Linked DNA regions of Homo sapiens: all the other regions are linked to region 1. A link is a contact called in ENCODE Hi-C or POLR2A ChIA-PET data. All regions are on one chromosome and are shown on one strand. Each heading gives the region's core, a stretch centred on a gene start or an enhancer-like site at or near the end of the contact. The rest is flanking DNA. Distances are from core to core; before and after follow the strand shown.

What was found. A loop is a pair of places that touch in the nucleus more often than their neighbours do. ChIA-PET counts read pairs that join two places held with the same protein, here RNA polymerase II (POLR2A). Pooled maps may share reads with other maps.
Region 2: a loop to region 1 is called in a pooled map, with 2.3 times the contacts of the local background. The contact joins two enhancer-like sites. A Hi-C loop is called at or near these places in 2 of 37 single-sample maps with no recorded cell type and 2 of 50 pooled maps. POLR2A ChIA-PET finds 5 or more read pairs at or near these places in 1 of 52 experiments (activated T-cell).
Region 3: a loop to region 1 is called in a pooled map, with 4 times the contacts of the local background. The contact joins two enhancer-like sites. A Hi-C loop is called at or near these places in 2 of 50 pooled maps. POLR2A ChIA-PET finds 5 or more read pairs at or near these places in 2 of 52 experiments (GM12878 and HEK293).

The regions. Positions count from the first base shown.
Region 1 is chr12:11,834,293-11,839,360 of GRCh38, forward strand. ETV6 (ETS variant transcription factor 6) reads left to right here. Exons shown (of 8, transcript NM_001987.5): 3 at 4,848-5,012. Among named protein-coding and RNA genes, the nearest start is that of ETV6, 190 kb to the left of the region's middle. RefSeq lists enhancers at 2,123-2,352, 4,124-5,068. Within about 2 kb of position 2,164, at least 15 of the 41 ENCODE cell types and tissues checked have a DNase peak (open chromatin) inside an H3K27ac peak, as active enhancers do; they include GM12878, where a contact is called at or near this core.
Region 2 is chr12:12,734,824-12,739,241 of GRCh38, forward strand. It overlaps a transcript of APOLD1 not described here. Among named protein-coding and RNA genes, the nearest start is that of CDKN1B, 20 kb to the left of the region's middle. Within about 2 kb of position 2,093, at least 13 of the 41 ENCODE cell types and tissues checked have a DNase peak (open chromatin) inside an H3K27ac peak, as active enhancers do.
Region 3 is chr12:12,806,852-12,811,921 of GRCh38, forward strand. No RefSeq gene overlaps it. Among named protein-coding and RNA genes, the nearest start is that of DDX47, 4.0 kb to the right of the region's middle. Within about 2 kb of position 2,005, at least 31 of the 41 ENCODE cell types and tissues checked have a DNase peak (open chromatin) inside an H3K27ac peak, as active enhancers do; they include GM12878, where a contact is called at or near this core.

The DNA.
Region 1 (5,068 bases), core at 914-3,413:
TCTCTTAACTTCCAGGCTTCAGCTTCCATCTTTCACATTTTATGATTCTGTCTCCAGCACGTAGAACCTAGAGCAAATTCCTGTTTATACAGAAAGTTTGGATAAGGAGTGGTTTTGCTGAATGGCTACTGTAGCAGAAAAGCTTGAACTGAGTGTTGCTCAAATCAATAAAATCACCTGATGACTAAGCCCTGTTTTCTATTAAACTGAAAAGAGAATGCAACAGACTTCACTGGGCTTTTGTGAGAATTACATGAGGTAATATGTATGAAAGCACCTTATCAACTCTGAAGTACTACCCCGATGCAAGCAGTTATGTTGATTATTGCCATAGCTAGATTATAACTTTTCCAAGAATTAGAATATAATGAAACACACTTAAGCATTAATCTGTCTTCTGTGATTCAGAAGATCCTTCAGGAAGTTACAAAATCTCAGGGTCATGGCCATGGGCATGGAGTAATTCTGTAGAAAAAGATCCTGGCTGTAAGGTATTCTTTGGTTTTTTGGATTCAAATTAAATAGGAGCATATTGACTACATGAAACCCTGAAGGGAATAGAGATCACATACTCTAAGCCCGTCATTGTACAGATGAAGTCACTGAGCCACAGAGAAGCTGAGTGGCCTGCCCAGAATCAAATGTTAATTCATGGCAGATCTGGGAATAAAATCCAGGCTCCTGTCTCCCAACATGTTTGTCATCATTAGTTTAAGAACATCTCAGAAAGTCTGAAACAGGGTCAAAATGTACTGATGAATGTGGCTGCCCATTAAAGCATGGAATTGAAGAAATATTAGAAGTAAGTTTAAGGGCCTGGGTGTGTCACTGAAGGATATGACACAATATACTGGACCTACTCGGGAGAGGGGAGAAGTACAGTAGAATTTTTAGTAACTTTCTTAATCACAGCAGTTCACTTTCTCTGTACAAAATTCTTTTCAAATATTCTCTGAAACTAATTGGCATTAAAAATGCTGATCTTAGTAAATGGCCCTCAAGAGGCACGCTATGCGCACAGGGAATAGTATAATATAGGTGCAGAGTAATGGTCTCTCTCCTTCTCTCCTTTTTTTCCTTTTCCTAATGATCATTAACATCTATATTCTTTGACTTTGTTGAATTAAAGTTGCAAGAGATGGCCGTAAATAAAGCAAGTTATGTATGTGCCTCCCTCATTCTGCCCATGCAGCTTCTGTTCCATTTGCAGCTGTGAGCCGTGTAAGACTCTCAAGACCAAGCACCCATGAGTGCCTGGGAGCAAGTAGCCTGTGAAGGGAGGACTTTATTCCTGGATGCATTAAAAGCAGAGTCCCACCTACACCTCCCTCCTCTTCCCATTTATAAATCTACTTCTCCAGGGATCTACAGATTTTTTGGCTATATTTTTAGTCTGTTGATAATTTGAGAAAGTCTCCAAGGATCTAAGTCTTGGATGGGTAGGAGTCAATTCACTCAGTCTTTTTTGAATCCCTAATGGATGTTCAAAACCAGTCTCAATTCTGGATCTGGATGGGACATGCATGTCGAAGTACAGTGTGATGGATAAGAGCACAGATTCTGGAACCAGATTGCCTGGGTTCAGATCTCCGCTTCTGTCATTACTAGGGTTATGTGACCTTGGGCAAGTCCCTTAAATGCGTTGGGCCTCAGTTTCCTAATCTGAATCCCTATCATAGGGTTGTGTGAGCATGCAGTTGAATGAGCTAATATCTATTCATATAAAGTGCTTAGAGCAGTACTAGGTGCATAGTAGTGCTTAGTAAATGACTATTAAGTAAATTAAATCAGCCTGATTAGAATTGCCTCCAGGTGCAAGGCTCTATCCCATTTAGACACGCTAACACACAAGGTCTTAAGGGCTTTAGGTTTAAGGAAAAGGGGCTTTTTCCCCCCTCAATTCTACACCACAACCTTTTTATTCTATTGAATTACAAAGGAAATAACAGTGGGACTTGACTTTGAACACCAAAGTTTATCCAGCCTCTTTCCAGCTCGGTGAACGTGTCCACCTACTTCACTCTTTATGCTAAAGGAAGAGCAGCGACGCTGATAAATGTATTGAGTGGCCTCGAGCAGGTGGCTTGCTCTGTCAAGATCACTTTTGTATGACTGCTGGGATCACCACAGTCTCCCCTGTAACTTGCTGGGTTCCTCTTGTACATAAGCCGAGGGCATTTGCATCGGTTCCTGGTGAGGGGGTTTCCACACGGTGGCCCTGGTTGCTTCAGGGGCTGGGCTGTGGGAGACATTAATGGGAAGTGAAAAGAGAAACTGTTGTGCTTAACCGGCAGAGCTGTTTGGAGTGTGACTCTTCTTGTATTTAGGGAAAAGATTACTCATGAGTATTTTCTTCCATAGAATATAAAGAACCTCAAATTACTACTTGCATCCCCCACCCCCTTCTCACCCACCTCCCTCCGTTGCAGCGTGTCCTCTGCAGAAACTTCAGCATTTTACTCTCAATTCCCCTCCCAAGCAGGATTCAGTTCTGTATTTGCTTTGGGGCCCATGTTTCCAATAAGCCACCCTGTACTTTTTCCTGTTTCTGCCTGAGCATCTTCTGCTCACTGGACCTCTCACCTCCAGGCACCTTCCTAGGCCTGAGGAACCAGACCTTCACATGTGTCCCCTAATGGGAACTCCCTGTGTGAAGGAGAGGAAGGTCCATAATAACAAATCGCAGCGCCATTCTTGTTCAAAGGTGACACCATTGACAGTAAGGAGTTAGGTTTAAGGTTTTTACCAGTTCAAAAACTGAGATTTTGCTGAGTAACCCTCACTGCCACTCCCACCTCCCTGTGATTCTAGATACGTGTTTTCAAGGTCATTGGAGAGAGCTGGTACTTCCCATATCCATGGACTGTTTTTAATAGGCATCACTTTCTGGCCAGTCAGGAGTCAAAAACAAAAACTTTTAGTGGCTGTATTTTATTCTAAAGATCATAAAGCAGTAATGCACCATAAATTATTATTTGAAATTCTAATTTGTTTCCATGTGAAAAAAAAATTATCCTAAAAACACCAAGAAAAAAGCTCTTAAATGCTCATCTCTAATGATTTCCAGTGCCCAGTAGTTCTTTTTTTGGTGCACTACAAAAAAGGAATTTTGGTTTTGAGGGGACTTCCACAGGTTTAGAGGAAGCCAACTACCATTCCTCAAAACTACACTTTGCAAAGGAGCCACTTGGAAGACAATCATGCCCAGAGGCCCTGGACATTTTCCAGGGCATTTGAGCCGTTTGTTCCCCACTTCAGCAGGTAGGAAGAGCAGCCCCATATAGCAAACCAGATTGTTCTTTGGCATGCCTGGTTTAGGATGAAAGGTAATTTTTTCCAGGATCAAACTGAGGGACACTTTTATAACACACTTGTGAAGTCTTCGTAGCAAGTTTAAGTAACTTATAGTGAGAGACGGAAGCTCCTCTTAGCAACACTGATGCCATTGCTCTGTTTGAGCTATTGATTCACACCATGTGATTTTAGAGAATGAAGATCCATTGAACATCCAGCTTCTTCTGACCCAGCAGTTCTTAAATTTGGTCTCATGTCTCCTTTTGATTCTTAAAAATTAATGGAGACCCCAAAGAGCTTTTGCTTATATGGGTTATAGTTATCTGTAGTTACCATATTATTACATAAATTAAACCTGGGTATTTACAAAATATTTATGAATTTAGCAAGTAAAATAGCCAACTCTATATTAATGCAAACATATTTTAAAATATATTTTCCCAAACCAAAAATAATTTGTGAGAAGAGTAGCATTGTTACACATTTTTGAAAGTCTCTTAAAATCTGGCTTAATGGAAGATGGCTGGACGCTCATCTCTGTTTCTGCATTCAATCTGTTGCAAGATCACATCATATGCCTTCTAGAACATTCCACCTAAGAAAGAATGAGAGCGAAAAAGGCAAATAATTAATATTGTTATGACAAGATGTTTTACTTCATAGGCACCCTACAAAGGTCTCGGGAACCCTGATGGGTCCCAAGATCACATTTTGAGAACCACTGTTCTAACTTATCAAAGATTTCTCACAACAGCAAAATAAAATAAAACTATAGACTTACAGTCAGGCTCCCAGAGAGCCAACCTGAGCCAACCTCTCAGCCCCTGCTCTGTACCCCCCTCCTGCCCACTTGGTTCCTACTCAGAGTTCAAGTACCACCCCACCAGGAAGCTCTAATGTCAGTGAGTAGAATAAAAAGGCAGAAGACCTTTTATCCTTACTTTGCCCTCTTATTGCCAGAGGCCAGCCTGATGGTTTCCCAGAGGCTGAGTGAATTGCTCTTCCTGGAAGAAGTTTCAGGGAACATTTCATTATTTGGCAGCTCTGGAAGGTCAAGCTCAGCTCTGGAACATTCTTTCTTCAGAAGGACGCTGGGCTGCAATCAGATCAGCTCTGAATCTGAGGACCCTCCAACCACACTGACACGTGTCATAGTTCTGAGCCCCTGTGGGTGCTGTGGGCACCCTGGAACAGCCCCTGGAACTGGGCAAGGAAGGGCAGGTCTCTAAGACCTACCATCCCTTAAACACATAAAAGATCTTTTTCTCATTTTGCCTCTAAATAAAAAGTTAATCTGACAGCACACCCCAGAGTAGGGTTTGGTGTACAAACTGCTCCCTGGACTCCTCTTGGAGGCTGCTTCTGGGCTTCGAGAAGCCCCCAGTGGGGCGGCTCAAACAAGGGCTGGAGAGGGGACTCAGAGTTGAACATAAGGGCTCTTGAGATGTGGAGACTCATTTTGTTAACTATTCAGAGACCTTCTCCCTTTATTCCAGCTGTCTAACTGACAAGACCTTTCTCTCTTTCTTTCTGCCTCATGCTCTCTCCAACAGGCTTGCAGCCAATTTACTGGAGCAGGGATGACGTAGCCCAGTGGCTCAAGTGGGCTGAAAATGAGTTTTCTTTAAGGCCAATTGACAGCAACACGTTTGAAATGAATGGCAAAGCTCTCCTGCTGCTGACCAAAGAGGACTTTCGCTATCGATCTCCTCATTCAGGTGAGAGTCTGGACTCTTGGCATATGCCCAACTTGGAAAGTCTCTTAGTTAGTGGT
Region 2 (4,418 bases), core at 843-3,342, 900 kb after region 1:
CTTTACTAAGGCCAGGCTCTGTGGGCTTCAAGGTCACAAACAGGAGCGCTGGCCTCCTGGAGCTCCACAAGGCGTCACAGCTGTAATTATTCCATGGAATTTAGGTGAGTGTTGTGAAGGATGAGTGCCATGAAGGGACCTCAGAGCTTCTGCTTCATGCTGTAGCAGTTTGGATCCCAGACAAGGTGACTAACTGAGGAAGCAAGCAGGGGCTAAAATCGAAACTCTTTCCCCAAGCCAGCCTGTGTTTACTGAAAAGAAAAGGGCCTTTAAAAATCCACCAACACTCCCTTTAGCTGAGCAGCCACTTATAGTCCCAGCTACTCGGGAGTTTGAGGTGGAAGGATCCCTTGAGCCCAGGAGTTCCAGTCCACCTGAGCAACAGAACAAGACCCCATCTCTAAAACAAACAAACAAACAAAATAAAAAATGCCATTCCATCCCCCTCACCTGCAGTGCCTTCCCCTATGTTCCAGTGGCTGCCTGTAGGATGCTGTAAGAGTTTGAAACAGGGGCCCTGACCTAGAGCGAGGGTTAGAGAATCCCTCCTAAAGAAATGACTTTCAAGTTGAGACCTGGAAGCTGAGCATGAGTTAACCAGTTGAAAGGAGGAAAGGAAGGAGAGTGAGCCAAGCAGAACACAGTCCAAGGCTGCAAGTCAGAGAAGAGCTTTGAAAGAATGTGCTTGTGGCTGGGGGGCAGTGAGCCAATGGCAGAAGGAATGAGTGCTGTGGCTGGAGTGATGGGCTTTTTAAGCCACATTAGGAATTTTGGACTTTAAGTGCAATGGGAAGCCACTGGATAATTTAAAGGTGACTTGGCAGGCACAGTGGCTGATGCCTGCAATCTCAGTGCTTTGGGAGGCCAAAGTGGATTGCTTGGGAGGCCGAAGAGGATCATTCGAGGTTAGGCATCGAAGACCTGCCTGGACAATGTGAGGCCTCATTTCTACAATAAATAAATAAATAAATAAATAAGCCAGGCATGGTGGTGAGCACCTGTAGTCATACCTACTTGGGAAGCTGAAGCAGGAGGATCGCTTGGGCCCAGGAATTCACAGTTTTAGTGAGCTATAATCCACCACTGCCACTCAGGCCTGGGTGACAGAGTGAGATCTTGTCTCTAAACTAAAATAAAATAAGCTCACACCTGTAATGTCAGCACTTTGAGAAGCTGAGGCAGGTGGATCACTTGAACCCAGCCTGGGTACCATGGCAAAACCCCATCTCTACTAAAAATACAAACAACTAGGCTGGGAGCAGTGGTTCATGCCTGTAATCCCAGCATTTTGGGAGGCTGAGGCGGGTGGATCACTCAGGAGTTCAAGACTGGCCTGGCCAGCCTGGTGAAACCCCGTCTCTACTAAAAATACAAAAAATTAGGTGAGCGTGGTGGTGTGTGCCTGTAATCCCAGCTACTCGAGAGGCTGAGGCAGGAGAACTGCTTGAACCCAGGAGGAGGAGGTTGCGGTGAGCCAAGATCACGCCACTGCACTCCAGCCTGGGCAATAAGAGTGAGAGTCTGTCTCAAAAAAAACAAAACAAAACAAAAAAACTAGCTGGGCATGGTGGTGTGCACCTGTAGTCCCAGCTACTTGGGAGGCTGAGGTGGGAGAATCACCTGAGCCTGGGAGGTCAAGGCTATAGTGAGCCATGATCACGCCACTGCACTCCAGCCTGGGTGACAGACTGAGACCCTGTCTCAAAAGAATAAATAAATAAAATAAAATAAGAGAGTGACTTGAGCAGCTTCAAATAAATTTTATTGTTTCCTCACTTTATCTAATATTAATTGAAATCCTTAGTCTTATGTTGGGGTTATCCCAATAGGACGTGGGAAAGAAAGTTCAAGCTTTCGCCTTGATAGTTCTCCATGATGCTGCTTAACATAAACAATCGAGTTTTCAAAAACCAAAACTCTTGATTTCATTAAGTAAGGAGGGTGTAATGTGTAGTGCTTGGGCCGTTAGAGGGGATGTGGTCACAAGTGGTATATCTGAGGCTTTTGAAGGAGTGCATTCAAGGAAGAGCCCTGCTTGGTGTCAGCTACTGAACCAGAGATCCGAAGAAGTGGACCTCGCCAGCCTCCTGCTCCACCCCGCTACCAGTCTTAGCTGGAGCTCCCTTTTCTTTGTCATACTCAGCCAGTTGCTCATTGCTGTTTTAGAGTCTGGCCCATGTTTTGCTCTTTGGCTGTGCGATTGGCGTGAATCTTCTAAGCAAATGAATAGCTTAGAGGTGAATACTGAATCTTTTGCTTCAAGTAGCTCAGCATTTTTGTCTTTCATTTTTACTAAGTGACTAGATTCAGTATTCGAAGATGTTTTGGCCAAATGATTCATTATTTATTTGGCTTTAGAAAGAGACTTCAAAAGGATAATAGAAATAAACAACCCAGAGGTTTTTTTTTTAAATTGAAGATTAATAAAAGAGAGACCTCTGCTGGCTACAGTGGGGTAACAACCTAGAGTTGGCCACTGACTCCACAGGAAGCTATAATGGCTGTGACCCACCCCATACGCTTTTACAGTTGTCAGCAAATTGATCACTATTTGTTCACTTCTTCAGCAATCAACTCAAGTTCTTTTGGAGTTCATTGAAGTGAGGTATAATTCCCAGTCCAATCACCACTGTTTCTGTTTCAATCTTTAGGAAAAGTATTAGTCTTTTATATTTCTCGAACATAATAGCTTTACATATGAGCCCCTGCCAAACTGAGACCTGAAATAATTCCTGCATCTTACCTTCTCTGTTTCCTTTCCCCTTTTTTGCCTCCACCTCTCCTCCTCCCCTTCTCCAGTAAAACAAAATAAAACAAATCTACACTCAAGAGAGAGTACTGATAGAAAGTGAGAAGGAGGGAGCTGGGCGCTTATCTTTGGCATATCCTCAGCTGAGGATCCAAGCTGGGGGGCCCAGGGTTGGTGTTAACTACCTGAGTAGAGCTGTAGTTCCTACTGATGTCTTCCGTGGGATTTGTTCAACCGTGGGAATGTGGCTGCACGATAGTGGAGCAAGATTCAGTGAATGCTTCAGAATATGGAGGGTCGTTATCTAGGGGGAGGAAGGGGACTGAATGTTCTCTTGAGACCTTTTGTTGGCAACAACAATAATGAGTGCCTACTATGTGCCAGGCCCTGGACTAAGTACCTTAAATACCTTAATTCTGTTTCCTGCTTTTCTTCTCTCTTCACAGTCTTAAGAATGTCTTTCTATGAGAAAAACATTGAATATATGTAAAGAACTTACAACAAGGCCTGCATAAAGTAGTAGCTATGCATGTGTTCACTATTTTATTATTATGTTTTTACTCTGGAATATGCTGCCACTCCTACACATGAGGAGAGGCTCTCCCCATACTCACCAGAGCAAGCAAGTCCTTTTTTTTTTTTTTTTTTTTAAGACACATGGAGTCTTGCTCTATTGCCCAGGCTGCAGTGCAGTGGCATGATCATGGCTCACTGCAGCCTCGACCTCTTGGGCTCAGGCAGTCCTCCTGCCTCAGCCTCCTGAGTAGCTGGGACTGCAGGTGTATGCCACCACACCTGGCTAATTTTAAATTTTTTAGAGATGGGGTCTCACTATGTTGCCCTGGCTGGTCTTGAACTCCTTTGCTCAAGCAGTCCTCCCAACTTAGCCTCCCAAATCATTGGGATGAGAAGCATGAACCACTGTGCCTGGTTAATTACATAGATATTTACATATCTACTATCTTAAAACGGTGTCCTTTTAAGAATTTCAAATGATGCTTTATAGTTTCTAATATGGTGCACTGGGTATACTGTTGATATTTAAAGTTTTGTGAATGATAAATTTCCCTACTTCAGTAGTGCCATAGAATTAATTGATTCTTGTATCTGAAATTTAATGAGTGCTTATGAAGTATGCTGGACTGTGCTAGGTTCTGACAGCATTTGAAAAGAAGTTTGACATCTGCCTGTCTGTCCCCTTTTGGCTGCCTATGAGGTGTGTAAGATGGCTGCAATTTGAGGAGGCATCCTTTGTTCCTGAGGATAGAAGGTGCATTGTGGAGTAGAAAGATACAGGAACTATAGGCGATGCCACACCAACTCTGTGCCACTTATCTCCAGAATTCCTGTACAGAAAAGAAAAGTACACTTTTATCTTGTTTAAGCCACTATGATTTCTGGGCTCTGTTACTAGCTGCCAAATGCAAATCTTAACAGATACAGAAGTCCTTGAGGATTTTTGAGCAAGGAACTGACTGTAAAACTGGTGGCTCTGCAAGGGACAGATTTGGGGAGGGGGGTGTTCTGGAGAATCCTAAGAGATAAAGTTGGCTTGGTAGGTGGGGACAGATAGTAGGGGAGACTGAATGCGGAGAATACACATCTTGCACAGGTCACTGAATTTTGTTTCTTTTTCCCAGGACACCTCTGCTAAACTCCTATTTTTACC
Region 3 (5,070 bases), core at 755-3,254, 970 kb after region 1:
GATAACTAAGTAAATTGTACTTGAACTGTCTCTTTTCTAGATTTTATGTAGACTGCTGTCTTCTCTCTCTGCCTGCATTATTACATCATCTGTGTATGTCCTTTCTTCATCTGAACATACATATTCATAACAAGTTACCACTCACAAGTCTAAAGATAATTTCCTGACTGATTACATTTTGCATGGGCTCCTTCTTGAATAAAGGGCACTTTGTCATAAGTGAGCTAGCTTCCTCCAAAATAGACTTCTGGGTATGCAACTTCTCGGCCATTTCGTGTGGAAACTGATAACCAGTTTTTGTTTGAGTCCTCCACAGAACTCTTGTCCCTAAGTTGGGGGCTCACTTTACTTTTGCACCAGGAACCACCAACATCCCAGCCTGCTCACCTCCACAGTGGTCCTGGGTTCCTGGCCTGGGCAGGCTTCCTCCACGTTCCTCACACCCTTCCCTTATCTGTGGGGTGCCGTAGACAGAATGCCTAGAGCCACAATGCTTTTACATATCTCCAAAAACAGGTTTTCATTTCTTTCAAAATCAAAAGAAGGCCAGGGCAGGGCGCGGTGGCTTATGCCTGTAATCCCAGCACTTTGGGAGACTGAAGCAGGTGGATCACTTGAGATCAGGAGCTTGAGACTACCCTGGCCAACATGGTGAAATCCCACCTCTACTAAAAGTACAAAAATTAGCTGGGCATGGTGGCACGTGCCTGTAGTCCCAGCTACTTGGGAGGCAAAGGTTGCAATGAGCTGAGATCATGCCACTGTCCTCCAGCCTGGGCAACAGAGTGAGACCTCATCTCAAAAAAAAAAAAAAAGGAGGGGGGGCCAGGTGGCTCACACCTGTAATCCCAGTGCTTTGGGAGGCCGAGGTGGGAGGATCACTTGAGTCCAGGAGTTCAAGGTTGCAGTGGCACAATCAGAACTCACTGTACTCCAGCCTGGGCAACAGAGAGAGCCTGTTTCTAAAAACTAAAAAAAAAAAAAAAATTTGTTAACTCGGAGAACAAGTTTTAATACATAACATTAATATATTTATCTGTATACTAATGCAGTTGTAAAATATAATTTTTAATACTTTTTTGTGGAAGAAGAGGTGCATGAAGGCAAAGGAGTCTGGGGCTCATGAAAACCTTTGAGTAAGATGGGGTCAGGCCCTTCGACCTCTCCTTCTGGAGCCCATATATTGTTTCGGGCTTGCTTTTCCTCCCTCATCATTTAGAGTGTTTATTTAGATTTCCTCTTTAACCTTTCTCATTGTTCTGAAAGTACAGGATATGACGTGGCTCAGTGACTAGAATGGACCTCTATTATTTCCATTCCCAGAGTATAAATATCCAAACTGCTTCAACCTGATAGGAATAGTCAAAAGCAGACAATCATCTCGGCTACTGCAGGCTTTCCTCTTTGGAACCCACCTATGGTCATCCTGTCAGTCTGACATGAATCTGGTCACTGGGGTAGGTGCTGTTCCAAGGCCCAAACTTTGCTGGCAGGAACAGACTAAAGAACTGAGCAGCGCTGACGCTGCTGTCACTGCATGCCACATCCTCTTCACGGCCCTCGATACCCTGGGGACACTGACACCAGAGGAAGTTTTAAAAACAGCCTGTGTCTGAATTATCCAAGAACAAACAGAAAAGACTTGCTTGGCTAAAATCAACAGGGTTTGATGTTACAACTGCAGTTGAAAGGCTTAAATCGGTTCTCTTTAAAGCAGCAGGCACCCCCAGACATCTTATGGGTGATTCCTTTTCTTTTCTGTAACGCATTCGAACAAAACTCAGGTAACTTTAGAAGGTATATGATATGCAAATTTATAGACCTTCCAGTTGTTTCCATCTGAGTCCCCTTTTCAGGCTTTTTATCTCTGCTTCCCCTTGCTCCCCAATCAGGATCCTCTCCTCTCAGCTCTTCTTTCCCATTCCACTCTCCTAAATGCAATCACAGGATGAGTCAAGGGGAAGCAAAATAAATACTGCAGCTGCTTTCTCTCTTTGTTTTTACAGAAAAGTCTGTGTGGCTGCTTTTGAAGAAGAAAGCTGCTTTCGATTATGTAAGATGATGCTCTCTTTGGTAAAAGTTTTGGTCTGGTCTCAAGAGACTTGGCTTTTTTTTTTTTTCTTTTTGAGACGGAGTCTTGCTCTGTTGCCCAGGCTGGAGTGCAGTGGCATGATCTCGGCTTGCTGCGACCTCCACCTCCCAGGTTCAAGCAATTCTCCTGCTTCAGCCTCCCGAGTAGCTGGGATTACAGGCTCACAATACCACACCCAGCTAATTTTTGTATTTTTAGTAGAGACGGGGTTTCACCATGATGACCAGGCTGGTCTTGAACTCCTGACCTCAGGTGATCCATCTACCTCAGCCTTCCAGATTGCTGGCATTACAGGTGTGAACCATTGCCCCCAGTCTAAGAGGCTTGGCTTCTATTCTTGTCTCTTGTGATCTTTACTCTTTCTTTACTCTTGTGTCTCTTTACTCTCTGGGACTAGAGTTCCTCCTCTGTCAAAAGAGGAATACAAACTCCCCAGCCGGTCTATGTAACAGAGAAGAGGAAGAGGAAGAGCCCAATTTAGCTGGGTAGATTCTCTTTGGGAGAAGTTGACTTCCCCTTATCCCAAAGCATATGTATTGACTTTGGAGACCATCTAGAGTGGCCCAATTCCAAGTCATAGGAGAATGAGATGGTAGCCATGAGGAGGGCTAAATAGAGAGATGGAATGCCTTAGACTGGGCTAGCATAATTGTATGCCTGTGACTGCCCAATAGAATCAATTTCAGGGTGACCTGTTGTCTTATGCAGTGTGTATTTTCTCTCCTTTCCTGTAACTTGGAGTGAACTAATGTAAAAAGACCAAAGTCCCCAGCCTATTCTGCAGCAGTGTAATCTTTTTTTACTACATATATATGTGTATATATATATATATATACATATATATATAAAATTAAAAAATATATATTTTAGACAGAGTCTCACTCTGTTGCCCAGGCTGGTGTGCAGTGGCACGACCTCGACTCACTGCAACCTCTGCCTCCCAGGTTCAAGCTATTCTCCTACCTCAGCCTCCAAAGTAGCTGGGATTACAGGTGTCCGCAATTATGCCTGGCTAATTTTTGTATTTTTAGTAGAGACAGGATTTCACCATGTTGGCTAGGCTGGTCTTGAACTCCTGACCTCAAATGATCCACCTGCCTTGGCATCCCAAAGTGCTGGGATTATAGGTGTGAGCCACTGTGCCCGGCCAGGAATGTAATCTTAAATATGGAAAAACCTCACTCCCTAAAAAACAAAGAGTGAAGTCCTCTCTGGTCTGCTATGGTTCCTGATCCCAATGCTTTGCTGTTTTACTTCAGCCAGGCAGCATTTCCAGAGCATCCACTTCTTGCCAGGGCCTGTGCTTAGAGCCAGGGGTATGAAGATCATCCCTTGTCTCTTAGATTGTTGGGGACCAGCCTCAACACCACCCGTAGGGTACCCAAAGTCCGGTGGCAACAAAGGAATGAGAAGAGACAGGTTAAGAGTGCATAAAGAGTGGGGGCCGGGGGGCCAATTGCAAAATGGAGGCTGCAAAAGGCCCAGAGTTCTGGTCTTCACTCTATTTATTGAGTACAATCCCTTAGATCTAAGAAGCAGATGTTTAGGGTGAAACAGTGAAAGGGAGGCAGTATGTCATAGGCGTAATCTATAGCAATGGCTGTTTAAATGAGTCTCCTTTGTTCTCAAACAGCATATCTTTAACTTATCGAAGAGTAGCTAGTGGGAGTGGGCTTAACTAGGAGCCTGAACGTCTGTCCACATTTCAATGCTTCAAAGGAGTGTCTTTCTCCTTGAACACAGTGTTTATAGATAAGAGAGCAGGTTGCGCTCAGAGCATGGGAACATAATGGCGATAAGAAGGCTTTCCTCCTCAGAGGCCTTTTGTGACTTGCCACAACTTATTGTCCCATATTTTTATGGCCCGTTTATGCAGGCACCCCACAAGCCCTTTTCCCAACATAGATCAGGGGTCCCCAGCCTCTGGGCCATGGACTGGTGCCAGTCCGTGGCCCGTTAGGAGCTGAGTTGCACAGCAGGAGGTGAGTAGCAGGTGAGCAAGCATTACTACCTGAGCTCCGCCTCCTGGTAAATCAGCTGCGGCATTAGATTCGCTTGGGAGCACAATCCCTATTGCAAGGGATCTAGGTTGCGTGGTTCTTATGAGAATCTAATGCCTGGTGATCTGTCACTGTCTCCCATTACCCCCACATGGAACCATCTAGTTGCAGGAGAACAAGCTCAGGGCTATCACTGATTCCACATTATGGCAAGTTGTACAATTATTTCATTATATATTACAATGTAATAATAATAGAAATAAACTGCACAATAAATGTAATGTGCTTGAATCATCCTGAAACCATCCCCGCCCCAATTCTGTGCAAAAAATGTCTTCCACGAAACCAGTCCTTAGTGCCAAAAAGGTTGGGGACCGCTGTCTTAGATGGTCTCCTTTTCTCACTCTTTCTACAGCCTATCTCCATATAGAGTTAGAGTAATATTTTAAATGTGTAGATCATGTCTCTTCCCTGCTCTAAACCCCCAGTGGCTTCCTTCTGCATTTAGGATAACATCCAAAACCCCAGACCTTTTACAACAGGGTCCTGCAGAGTCTGAGCTGAGCCCAATTCTCTGACCACATCCTACCCTTTTTGTTGTTGAGACACTGCTGTGATGCCTAAATCAGGGCCCTTTTTTAGTTGTGGTGGTGGGGAGGTCGGCAGGCACATTGAGTTGAGTTCCTCACAATTCTCAGGTCAAGCACACTGGCATCACAAGTCTCCTCTCTTGCTTTGTGTATTTATTATCCTTTTTTTTTTTTTTTTGAGACGGAGTCTTGCGCTGTCACTCAGGCTGGAGTGCAATGGCATGATCTCAGCTCACTGCAACCTCCGCCTCCGGGGTTCAAGCAATTCTCCTGCCCCAGCCCCCCGAGTAGCTGGGATTACAGGCACAGGCCACCATGCCTGGCTAATTTTTGTGTTTTTAGTAGAGACTGGATTTCACTATGTTGACCAGGCTGGTCTCGAACTCTT